3 separate regions of the Homo sapiens genome follow, and regions 1 and 2 are each linked to region 3. The links are chromatin contacts, found by Hi-C or POLR2A ChIA-PET in ENCODE. All regions are on one chromosome and are shown on one strand. Each heading gives the region's core, a stretch centred on a gene start or an enhancer-like site at or near the end of the contact. The rest is flanking DNA. Distances are from core to core; before and after follow the strand shown. Region 1 has its middle 48 kb from the start of PPP2R2B-IT1. Region 2 overlaps PPP2R2B (protein phosphatase 2 regulatory subunit Bbeta). Region 3 holds the start of PPP2R2B (protein phosphatase 2 regulatory subunit Bbeta).

Evidence for each region. A loop is a pair of places that touch in the nucleus more often than their neighbours do. ChIA-PET counts read pairs that join two places held with the same protein, here RNA polymerase II (POLR2A). Pooled maps may share reads with other maps.
Region 1: a map of ascending aorta shows a loop between it and region 3 (2.3-fold over the local background). The contact joins the enhancer-like site here to the promoter of PPP2R2B in region 3. A Hi-C loop is called at or near these places in 3 of 168 maps with a recorded cell type or tissue (aorta, ascending aorta and head of caudate nucleus) and 8 of 50 pooled maps. POLR2A ChIA-PET finds 5 or more read pairs at or near these places in 1 of 52 experiments (Panc1).
Region 2: a map of CD8-positive, alpha-beta T cell shows a loop between it and region 3 (2.2-fold over the local background). The contact joins the enhancer-like site here to the promoter of PPP2R2B in region 3. A Hi-C loop is called at or near these places in 4 of 168 maps with a recorded cell type or tissue (CD4-positive, alpha-beta memory T cell, CD8-positive, alpha-beta T cell, naive thymus-derived CD4-positive, alpha-beta T cell and 1 more) and 9 of 50 pooled maps. POLR2A ChIA-PET finds 5 or more read pairs at or near these places in 3 of 52 experiments (CD4-positive, alpha-beta memory T cell, CD8-positive, alpha-beta memory T cell and T-cell).

The regions. Positions count from the first base shown.
Region 1 is chr5:146,965,629-146,969,411 of GRCh38, reverse strand. It overlaps a transcript of PPP2R2B not described here. Among named protein-coding and RNA genes, the nearest start is that of PPP2R2B-IT1, 48 kb to the right of the region's middle. Within about 2 kb of position 1,636, at least 2 of the 41 ENCODE cell types and tissues checked have a DNase peak (open chromatin) inside an H3K27ac peak, as active enhancers do; they include ascending aorta, where a contact is called at or near this core.
Region 2 is chr5:146,750,360-146,753,702 of GRCh38, reverse strand. The region is part of intron 2 of PPP2R2B (protein phosphatase 2 regulatory subunit Bbeta); the gene reads left to right. It overlaps LOC107986461 (a long non-coding RNA gene), which reads left to right. Exons shown (of 2, transcript XR_001742922.2): 2 at 1-1,361. Among named protein-coding and RNA genes, the nearest start is that of PPP2R2B, 130 kb to the left of the region's middle. Within about 2 kb of position 1,767, at least 2 of the 41 ENCODE cell types and tissues checked have a DNase peak (open chromatin) inside an H3K27ac peak, as active enhancers do; they include CD8-positive, alpha-beta T cell, where a contact is called at or near this core.
Region 3 is chr5:146,877,219-146,880,986 of GRCh38, reverse strand. PPP2R2B (protein phosphatase 2 regulatory subunit Bbeta) reads left to right here and starts at 2,230. Exons shown (of 10, transcript NM_181675.4): 1 at 2,230-2,396; 2 at 2,792-2,985. The coding sequence starts at 2,916.

The DNA.
Region 1 (3,783 bases), core at 387-2,886, 89 kb before region 3:
CTCCCCCCAATTTTATCTGATGTGACCACCTTACCTTCAGCACTTTATTCCAGCCATAATGAAATACTGTGTATTTCCAAAAGTTTCTGTGATCTGGTTTCACTCCAGTCCTTTGCACAGGGCCTTCCTCCATCTGGAACCCACTTTCCACCCTTCATATAGTTAATATCTATTTTCCTTCAGGTCTCAGATTAGATATTTTTGTCTCAGAAAGCTTTCCCCAAGCCCAACTCTTGACTGGATCTGCCTTCCAAATGCTCCGATGGCATCTTGATCTTACTTCTTACAAAGCAGTTCATACTATGAGAGCTTTTCCCCAACTCAACTGTGAACTTCTTCAAGTAGGAGCCTATGTCTAACCAGTGGTAGGCTGGAGTTGACAAATACCCGCTGGCTGGCGCCACTTGTTAAACGTCCTGAATTGTTTTGAACTGGTTGTTAAGCATAGCCATTATAAAATATCAAATTATATAAGTAAATATTGTATATTCAAAATGAAAATAATAAAAGCTTAAGACTCATTTCTTCCTAATTACTAGATTGTACTATAATCTATACTTTTGAGATGATATACATTCATGTTGTACGTCTCTCCTCAACTCCATGCTTAGTGGCAAAATATTGGTAGCTTGAAATTGGCCACGATGGTCTTATTTGCACATGAAGATTGGCAAATGCTATAAACCAAGGCTTGATTTATTGTTAGTTAATTGTCTAGACTCAAGAAACTGATGGAGAAATGTCAATAATGCAGATTAAACTTTAAAGCGTGTCATAGTATCTGTGAACAACACAAAAAATTAAAGAACTCTTCTATTATTGACACTTCAATTCAGCAAAGAAGTAGCTCAGGTCATTAACAGACGACACTGACATAGATCTTCGTAGTTTCAATCTTGTCTTATTCATTAATGTAAAGGAAAATGCAACCAGCATTCATGTTAGCCCGACACATAGCAAGCCAGTTGGCCATCACTTACCAGCACCCCACTGTATCTAACCCACTTTGATGTTCCCAGCACCTGGCATTAACCTGAAACAGAGGTGATACTTAGCAAATGTATATTCAAGACAAGATTTGTCAATTTACAAGTACATAAATATATGAAAACATGAACTAATGAATACAAGGAAGCCCAGAATGTCCCTAAACACCATCACTGCCTATTTATTTGGAGGAAAGGTTCAAAAAAGGGTGGAAACTCTGAACTGATACCCATGGAATGTGGAATGACTTTGCCACTGTCCTTTGAGTGTTGCCTGAGCCCCTTTGCCCAGGTCAGTGATCCAGAACAGACAATTCAATAAGTACAGTGTCAAGTTTCCCCAAGGGCATGTGGATGGCCTCTACATAACTTTCAATTAACACGTAATTGGCAAGATTGTTCTAGATTCATGGGGCCTTGGTTGTGTTCCTTTAGTGGTGCATGCGGCTTATATAAGCTGAGTGGGCTGTCTTTGAGAAATGTCCAGACCTTGAAGGGAAAATTTTCCTCTTTTCCATCACTAGCTTGTTTGCTGCAGTGAGGATATTTCTGGTTCTTGGCTGAGTCGGTCTCTCTTTTTGGCCCATGTACCCCTAGGGAATTGCTGCTGCCACAGATGGAAACTAATTGAAGAGTAACCGTAGGCTGGGACTGCAAACCGGGAGGGAGGAGGGCTAGCTGCAGGATGCCTGGCATCTCTATGTATTCTGACTTCAGCACAGTTTCTGAGCTTAAACATTCTGGGAAGTGCTTTACTGAGTGGGGCTGCCCCTGAGGTTTTCTGAGGGCCTTCCCTTACCTGATGTCAGCAAAGGAAATGTCCTGGATATAGTCCCCTAGGATGGCCACTGGTGCTTAGGAGTGTATCCTGGAAGGAAACTGCCTGCCTAGGTTCAAACCAGCGCTCTGGTTTAGAATCCAGGTAACCATGGGGAAATTACTTAACTTCTCTGTCCCTCAGTGTCCTCATTTATAAAATAGGAATAATATCAATGGAACCTATTTTACAGGGCTGTTATAAGGATTAAATGAGATCATTTGAACCCTGCCTGGCACATAATAAAATCTTCAATAAATTGTAGCTAATTTTTGTCTTTGAAGTGAACGTGGAGGAGACATCTAGAAACCAATAAAGACCTGGCTACAAGAAAAACCAATATGAGATTTAGCTTGGGAGAAAGGCTTCTTACAAAGGCTTAACCAAAACTCAGGCCTGGGTTTCCAGGACCGAATTAAGAAAGCCCTTTTTTATCCATGTATCTAATAGAGGGCAGTATGTTGCAGTGAAAACAGCAGGGCCTTTGGAATTAGACAAGACCTGGGTTTTAAACCTGAACTGAGTGACTTTCAGCAAATTGCTTCACTTCTATGAGACTCAGCTTTCAAATCTGTAAAATAGGTGAAACTATAAGAAGGATTTCAAAAGAGAGGATTAAATAAGGTATGGCATTATAATACTGAGCAAAGGGGAACCATGCTTGTTGAAATTGAAAGATCAATTCTAAGCCCTAGAAATTACTGATCCTATGTGGGTGGTGACATTACCCCCACTAAGCAGGCTGATTATAGAGATTAAATGAGGTGATCTATGTACAGACCTTAGCTCTGTGCCCGGCAAAAAGTAGGAACCATAAACAATAACAGCAGTGATTATTGGCATTGTCATTGATTTTTTATGCTATAGGCTACACATATTTTTGTGCTCCTACGCTGTGCCAGGCCCAGTGTTAGGTACGAGGGATACGTAAAGGAATAAGGCTCACATGGCCCCACACTTGGCTGCCTTCCGTTCTAGTTAGGGGCAAGAGAAGGGGATGGGAAACAGAAAGAAAGTAATGTTTTCAGACAACGATATGCTTTTGCATAAAATAAAATGGTATGATGGATTAGAGTGTTGAGGGAGGGGCCTTAGGTCATGTCAGAGGAGGCCGATCTTTGGCTCTGCTCACATAGCCGCAGTGTAAGAATACAGTTCTCAGGTCTTTGTGTCAGTTTGACAACTGCGCGAAGATAGAGGGGAGTCTACATAAGCAGGAACACCCCAGTATCTCCCTGGGCATGGCTGCAAGTCAACAAGCTGAAATCAGTGTGGACAAGATGGACACAACAGCCTCTTCCATGTGTGACCAGGTGACCTGACATAACCTCCGTGATTTCCTTACCTGCATGTGACCAATTCATCCACTAGGTGGCAGTGTTCAATAATAAACAATGACAACATTAACGAGCCTCTGGCCAACACTAATATCGCAGGCAGCCAAAGGACCATTAGCTAAGAACACCAACTACGGTTTTCCTTTCTAATGGGTGTACAGGATTCCAATTCCTGGCTTTGGTATGGTGACAATTTTCTTCTCAATCTCCTTGCATTTTATGTCTGAAATAGATAATGTTTTTAATTGCCATAACCGACCACATATTGTATGCCTGGGGAATGTACAAAGAGCTTTACAAACATTATTGCATTGCATTGCTGTACCAGCTTTGCAGTGAGTCGTACGATTCCCACTTTATAGATGAAGGATCTGAGGATCAGCGAGTAACACTTTGCCTGGATGCACAGCTGGTAAGTAACAGTGCTGGGTTCAAACCTGGTATCGGATGTCAGAGCCTAGCTATTAACCATCATGCTTTCCTGCTATGGATTTTAAGAAGAATTATTATCAAGATAAGTGCATTAGTGCAAAGTAAATTATCTCTGATATTAGGGCATTATATTTGTACTTATAATACTAGCATTCATACTACCAAATGGAGGATTTATGCAGCACTCACCTGGAAGCTGACGCAAAGCAAG
Region 2 (3,343 bases), core at 518-3,017, 130 kb after region 3:
TTATTGATGCATAAAATCATCGAATCCTCTGGGTCCTCCCACTTCTCACTTATCTTTAGTTTAAAACCGAGCATCAGACCGAATTCCTTACATTCAAGCTGCCAAGTGTCCTTGGCTGGCAAGAATCTCCCTCCCTGTAATATCAATAATTAATGTCAGCTACCAGTCCTGAGACAGCTGACAAAAGGAACTGGCCTAGTTCATTTCTACTTATTTACTGTGTCCATCTTTGGTGAAAATGTTTGGTCAGATTCAAAATGGTGTGTCACCAAGGCAACCAGCACTTATTTATTCAATACAAACTTATTGAGGTCCTGCTCTGTGTAAGGTTCTATACTGTCTATTCTCTGTGTGTGGGAGAGTATTCACATTATACCCTCACAAATTTGAAGTCTGATGATAATTATTACCAAGTATTTTGCACTTCTTGTGTACCAGACACTGTGCTAAGCATTTCATGGACAATAACTTTTCCTTCTCATAGCAGCCCTGTTAAGTAGGTAGCATTCCCTTTTTACCCACATGTGTCATGATAAATACAAAACCCTAGTTCTGTCATGGAGCAGCTGCTCATCTTATCCAGGTTCTGAACCCAGCTAAGCCCCAGTGCTTGAGAAGGTTGTACTAGTTCTGCTTTTGCCAAAATGTGTTTCTTTCCACAAGAAGCTCCATGAAAAATTTGAAGTCATAGCCACAGCATCTATGCTTCTCAGAGATCCCTGAGGCCCACAGTGGCTTCTCCTGTGGATCTCAGCTCAGAGAAGTTTCACCTGTGTTCCCCGAAGTGATCAGATCCCCAGATAATACACTTTCATACCTCCATGTGTCTTTCCTTCAGAGTTTTTAGCACAGTGAAAGTCTGTTGGTGAGATTATTTACTATGGCTCTGCCAGGCTGCTGGAAGCTCCATGAGGCTGCAGGCAATGCTTTTTTTCTGCTCATTTTTGTTTTCCCAGAGCCTGGCACAGTGCCTGCCACAGATAATCAATACTATTTAATCCATTAACTGATTGCTCTGAAAAGAACTACACACACACACCCCAAAAACCTGGGGACTTAACTTATCTCACACATTGCAAACCTCATTCAGCAAACTTTTACTGATCTTATTTCAAGATCCAGGCACTGAATTAGGTACTAAAGATATTGCAATAAACTAAGCAGACATGGCACTTATTCTCTTAGGTCTTGCATTTCAGTGGGGAATCCGGATGATAAATGAGTCAAATAAAATGAATAAGATAATTTCAGATATGTGTTAAGTTCTGAGAAATAAAATGAGCAGCACTGATAGGATGAGGGGTGGTCAGGGAAGATGTCTCCAAAGAGAAGACATTCGATGGAGACCTGAATCATGATAAGGAGCCAACATTGTGATGTTACAGGCACTGCTTTTTTTCATCTCAATAAATGTATCACTCAGAACAAAACCCCTGGAGTCATCCTTGACTCCTTCCTCTCATACTCCAAGGCAAGTGCAAGGCAACCCTACAGTATCTCTACCTTGACAGCGTCTCAAGCTGATCAGCCTCTCCCCACCCTCACTGCTACCACACTAGTCCAAGCTGCCACCATCTCTCACTTGGACTTTTCTAATAAACTTGTAACAGATTTCTATCCACCATCTGTTCTCTGTAAGTCAAATCATGTCTCTGTGGCTCCTCCTTACACTGAGGGTAAAAGCCACAGTGCTAACCAAGGCCTGCAGTTTCACATGATCTGGCCTCCTCCCTACCCCCATTTCCTGCCACTCTTCTGCCCTAGCACACTCCCCTTCTTGCTACCCACAAATAGGCCAAATGTGCTCCTGCGTCAGGCTCTTTGCACTTGTAGTTTTCTCTTTCTGGAAAAGCCCATGTGCTTTTGTGTTGTGCTCCATCACTTCATTCAAGTTCTTCTCATATGTTCACCAGAAGACCTGCCCCCACCCTCTGGGGGCAATCACCATTATTCCCTATGACTTAACTCTGTTTAATATTTCTTCATAGAACTCATCACACAAGGCAGGATATTATCTATGTGTGTCTTCCTCCTCCATTAGAATGTAAACTCCATGAGGGTAAGAACTGAGTTGACTTTGTTCACTGTTGTATTCCCAATACCTAGAATATTTATTTCTATTCAATCAACAGTTCTTGAATAAACAGAAGAATAAATGAAAGAATGACAAAATGCAAAGGCCTTGAGTCATGATATGCTGCAAAGACAGAAAGAAGACAGGAATAAGGAGAGAAGAGGAGGCTAAAGAGGCAGGCAGGGGCCAGACCACATAGGTCCTTGTGAGTAATTAGAAGGGGCTCTGATTTTCTTCCAAGAGCATCAGAAAACTGTTCACCTCTGGAAAGCTTTAGCTTTGCAATTCCCAACAGGTGACATAACACTTGGAGAAACACTGAACTCTATGACCTCTTCCCCGCTATGTTCTGTGATGCCCGGAAGTAGAGCTCTGCACTGTTATTTAATCCTATCAATGTTTGCTCTGGAGGCAATGGATTAAATAGCACATGTTGAATCATCAACTGAATTAACCTTCTCAAGAGTACCTCATGCCACGATTTGGATTCTCTGGAAAGTATCCCTTACTCTTTCCTAATGTGCTTACAGCTTGGTTCCAAATGTCTCTCCTTGGAGTTGCTGTGTAAATCCACTTCTTTGGGGAGCCATCCCTGACCTCCCAGGGCAGAGTTCAGGATCCCCCTGCATGCTCTTCAGCTCCTACTGTTGAGAGCAGAACAGTGCTGCTTTGTGGTGTCTCTCTGCTGCTCCAGCTGGAGTGTATGTTCCCTGAGGGTGGGGACCTTCTTTGTTGTCTCTAATTCTGAGACCACAGAGAGGCTGCTGGATCCAGCGTACCAACGTGTGTATTTGAACTGTTTTATTTTATGTTAATTCAAAGTAGGTGCCAACATTTTAGGTTTTTTAAAAAATAGATTTCTGGCTTATGTTGAAAATATATAAGCCATAGCAATGCTGTGCCCATGTTCTTAACCATGAGAAGACTTGGGTAGCAACTGCTCCATTCATAGGGGACATGGCTTTCCTCCAGCAAGCCACAATCCCCACCATTCCTTATTATGTTTCTAATGCTGAGCTCAAGTGTTCCTGGTCATTTAACATCTGATTGAGTTATTGTTTTCTTACAGTACAGAAATATTCTGTATCCAATCTACTATCACAAGAAGCCTGCATGTTCTTAAACCTGATACATGCGGCCTCTTTTGAGCAACTGAATTTGTTACCCTAGTTCGTCCTAAAATAAAAAAGTGTTTATAAAGGCATAGGACTTGTCTACCCAACGAGGCAAAGATGTTAATTCTTCCCAAATTGATATATAGGTTTAATG
Region 3 (3,768 bases), core at 981-3,480:
AGAGCCAACAGCTTTTTTCCCCTTGGTTTTGGGTGGATGAGCTAGTTCTCTCATATTAGAAAAGAGTAGTTGGCCAAATGGAAACCTTGAAATCTACTTAAACAATGGAGACCTATCCAATCTGCCTTCTCAGAACATGTGTCTTAGGAAAAATGCCTGGACTGTTGAATAAATGCAGGAGAAAGTTTGCAGCATATGTGAAAAGAAAAATAAATAAACCCAGAGACTCGATCTGTGGAAGGGACATTCTCCCCATTGGTTACAATGGAAAATTCCTCAAGCACAGCCTGGCCAATGAGCCTGGGCCTACCTGATTCATCACACAGCTCTGTCCCAATCTAGCCCTTGATTCAGAAAGATACAGGGGAAATTTTCCCAAATACTATTCCAAGGCCTCCTGAAACAATTTTAAGATCATTCCAACCGAAGGCACAATGTCTTCTCATCATTTTGATTCACTAAGAGATGAACTTAGCTTTTCCCCACTCTGCTCCTACTCCAAATTGTGCCAATATCCAAGAGAAGCTGCAATGTGTAACTACAAAAGGACTGAATGTTGGAACCTCGGTGATAGATACAGCTCATCCCATGGAAGAACCAGCCACGACAACTTGTACTGAAGTGGATTAAATCAACTTGTACCCGTCTTCACCTGTTACTAAAATTTTAAATGTGGATTTTGAACAAACAAGTGTATAAGTCTTAAGCACTAGATGAAAATAAAATAGAATCTATTGAAAGTTGAACTGAACTCCCCCCACCACACACACACACACACACACACACACACACACACACACACACACAAAATAACTATGTCAAGGAACATTTCTGCTCTTTTCTCCCAGGGATATGCAGTCAATTTCTGGAGATGAGGAAGATGTCATTTTCTATCTACCAGAAGTATCCATACTGCATGGAAATCTAATGACAATTCCCAACCTCAGTTAAGGACTTGTTTTTCCATTTTTCTGAACTTCAAATACTTTCTAAATTGTGTTAGCCGAAGCATTGTATGTATATAATTAACTCATAGGTCCCTCTGGGCCCATCTAGCTAAACTTGTGGAGCTTAACTGAGCAAAACATTTGCTGATGTCTCTCCCTACAGTGGTACCCATTGAAATGAATACCTTCTACAAGATGAAACCTAGGAAATGTCGTTTCCAATTGGCTTTCTACTGATTGGGGTTGATGTCTTTTCCAAATTGGCTTTCTAGTGATTTGGGTTGCTTCATTAAATGTTTTTGGTTGTTTCATAACAATAGTAATCTCATTTTCTTTCAAAAGTAGAGTTTGAAATTTGGGAAAACATGGGTGGGGAGGGAATTCTACATTTTCTTCCTAGTTGAAGTAGGAAGACAGGTCTCTTTTCTGTATTAATTGGACTCCTGAAATTCCCCCAGGGTAGCAGTGGCTCTCTGTGGGCACAGGGCTCTTATGCTTATGTTTCTGTGCTTCAATGTACCTTCCATGCTGACAGCAAATAGAAGGTGTTCCTGCACAAGCAAAACCTAACGGAGAGGCTGCAATAATTTGTCCAAAACGAAGTGCAAACTGCAAGGGAGAGTGGACTTTTTCAGACTGATCCTGTTTACTAGTCTGGTGCTTTCCTCCACCTGTGTAGACACAGATGCTTTATTGAACACCAGCCTCCTACAGTTAGAAGGTATTTTGACTCTTAGGAATGGGGGAACCAGTTGCAAAGTTCTGGCCCCTGATCCCCCTCCTATTCCTACTAGAGGGCTTAAGATAGGCTCTGAGCGGCACTTCCCACTTTCTCCTCTTTTTCTGAAGCTTCGAGCCCCAAACCTCGCCCTTTAAATTCACCAAGGGACCACATGCATCATATAAGGGTGAGGAAAAGGGACCTGGATGTAGACTTCCTGACTATCCAAAGGAACCTACTTCTCTTTGCTGTTCTCAAGTTCAGGCGTCCGGAGAAAGGCAGGGAGCTAGGGGCTCTGGGTGCTAGCGTAGACGTGGCCCTTAGCTGAGTGGCGCGAGAGGGGAGGAGGTTGGAAGAGCGCGTCTATGCGTTCCACCTGAACCTGCAAGCTAGTCGCTTGCTGCCCAGGTGCCGATTCGCGGCTGCATGCGCCCCACTGCAGCAAAGAGCAGCCGCAGCCTCTGCCTCGGCCACCACTGCTGCTGGGAAAGAGTCGTGGGGCTGCTGACGCGGTTGGGAGGAGCCTCGCCTTTAATGCACCAGCCGCCTCCAGCCTCCTGCAGCAGCAGCAGCAGCAGCAGCAGCAGCAGCTGCGAGTGCGCGCGTGTGGGTGTGAGGGTGAGTGCGCTGGCGCCGGCTGCAGCGCCCTGCCCAGCTCCCCGCCAGCTTCCCTACCCCCGCCTGCCGGAGCCGCCCTCCCGTGGGACCAGCACCCTCATTCCGGCCAGGCAAGCCTGAATCCTGTCCCTGCCATCTCGCCACTGCAGCTCGGGTCCAGAAAGGCACCATTTTGTCGCGGCTGCCCGCTCTCCCAGGGGGAGGAGGGATCTTTTTTGCATTTTGGAGCGGCTGCCAAGGAGGGGAACCTGTTGGGCATCTCCCCAGACCCGCTTGTGAGCGCCTCCGGGGCGGGCGGGCGGGACCAGACCCCTCGGGGCACGGCGTATCTTGGCACCCGGAGGCAGCGGAGGCAGGCGCAGCATCCTCGCTGGGAACTGGAGCTGGAGTGAGCGCACCGCGCGGGAGGAGCCGCCGCAGCCTCGCAGAACCCGAGTGGAGGAGGTGACAGCTCCATTGCCGGGTTTTTATTTTTTTTCTCTCCGCCTCCCCGTCTCCTCCTCAGGCTCGGACCATGGTGCAGTCCCACTGGCTCCCCTGCCCCCCTCTCCTGTGAGACTGGCTGCGGGGAGGGATCATGGATACTTGTCTGCCGGCTTCTGGTTCCCACGCAAGTAAGCCTGCTGTCAATGGAGGAGGACATTGATACCCGCAAAATCAACAACAGTTTCCTGCGCGACCACAGCTATGCGACCGAAGGTAACGCCAGCCCCGCCGCATTCCGCCGTTGGGGCCGGGCGCAAGTTGCGGATCACTGTGCTTCCTGGGCAGCTGGGCGCGTAGTGGCGGAGACTCCTCCGGGCCCTAGGGCTGGGGCGGGGGCTCGGCTGGCCCCGGCAGCCCCAGTGCACCTCGCATCCATCCGGGCTCCGCGAGGCGAGCTCGGCGTTCAGCAGCAGGTGGACCCGGCGCCCACGGGAGTTAAAATGGCCCTCAGGGATTAGGCTTTTTCAGGGTGGGGCTCTCGCCCAGAAAGATGACCCCAGGAAGGCAGATGACCCCTTCCCCGAGATGTTCGCAGGGGTCTTGGGGGGAGATAAGAAGGGAGGGGCCCAGTAGGACCTTGGTCCCCCCTCCCTGAGCGAAACGATGTTATGTCTCTCAGTGGCTGCAGGGAGGGCAAGGTTTCATTTCCTGCCCATTCATCTCCCCGGCCGGCCAGGTTACCTGCTTAGACAATCAAAACCCCAAAAAGCCCTTTGCAGACGGGCGAACCTCTTTCCTTTTGGAAGTGCATTAGCAAAAATAAAAAGGTGGCTGGGGAAATAGTGCTCTGGCGGGCAGCGAATGAGGCTGACACGTGGGGTGAGCAACGCGATCGGTGGGGCCTTTAAAAATCACCATTATGAATTCTGCAGCAGTAGTTTCTGCTGAATCAACAGCCAGCAGAAAGCAAAAGGGTTCAGCAAGCTGAGCTTTGCCAAGAGGTGAAATTGTCGTCTCTCCCTCTCTCCCAGCTTGTTCTGACATAAGCACTAGTGC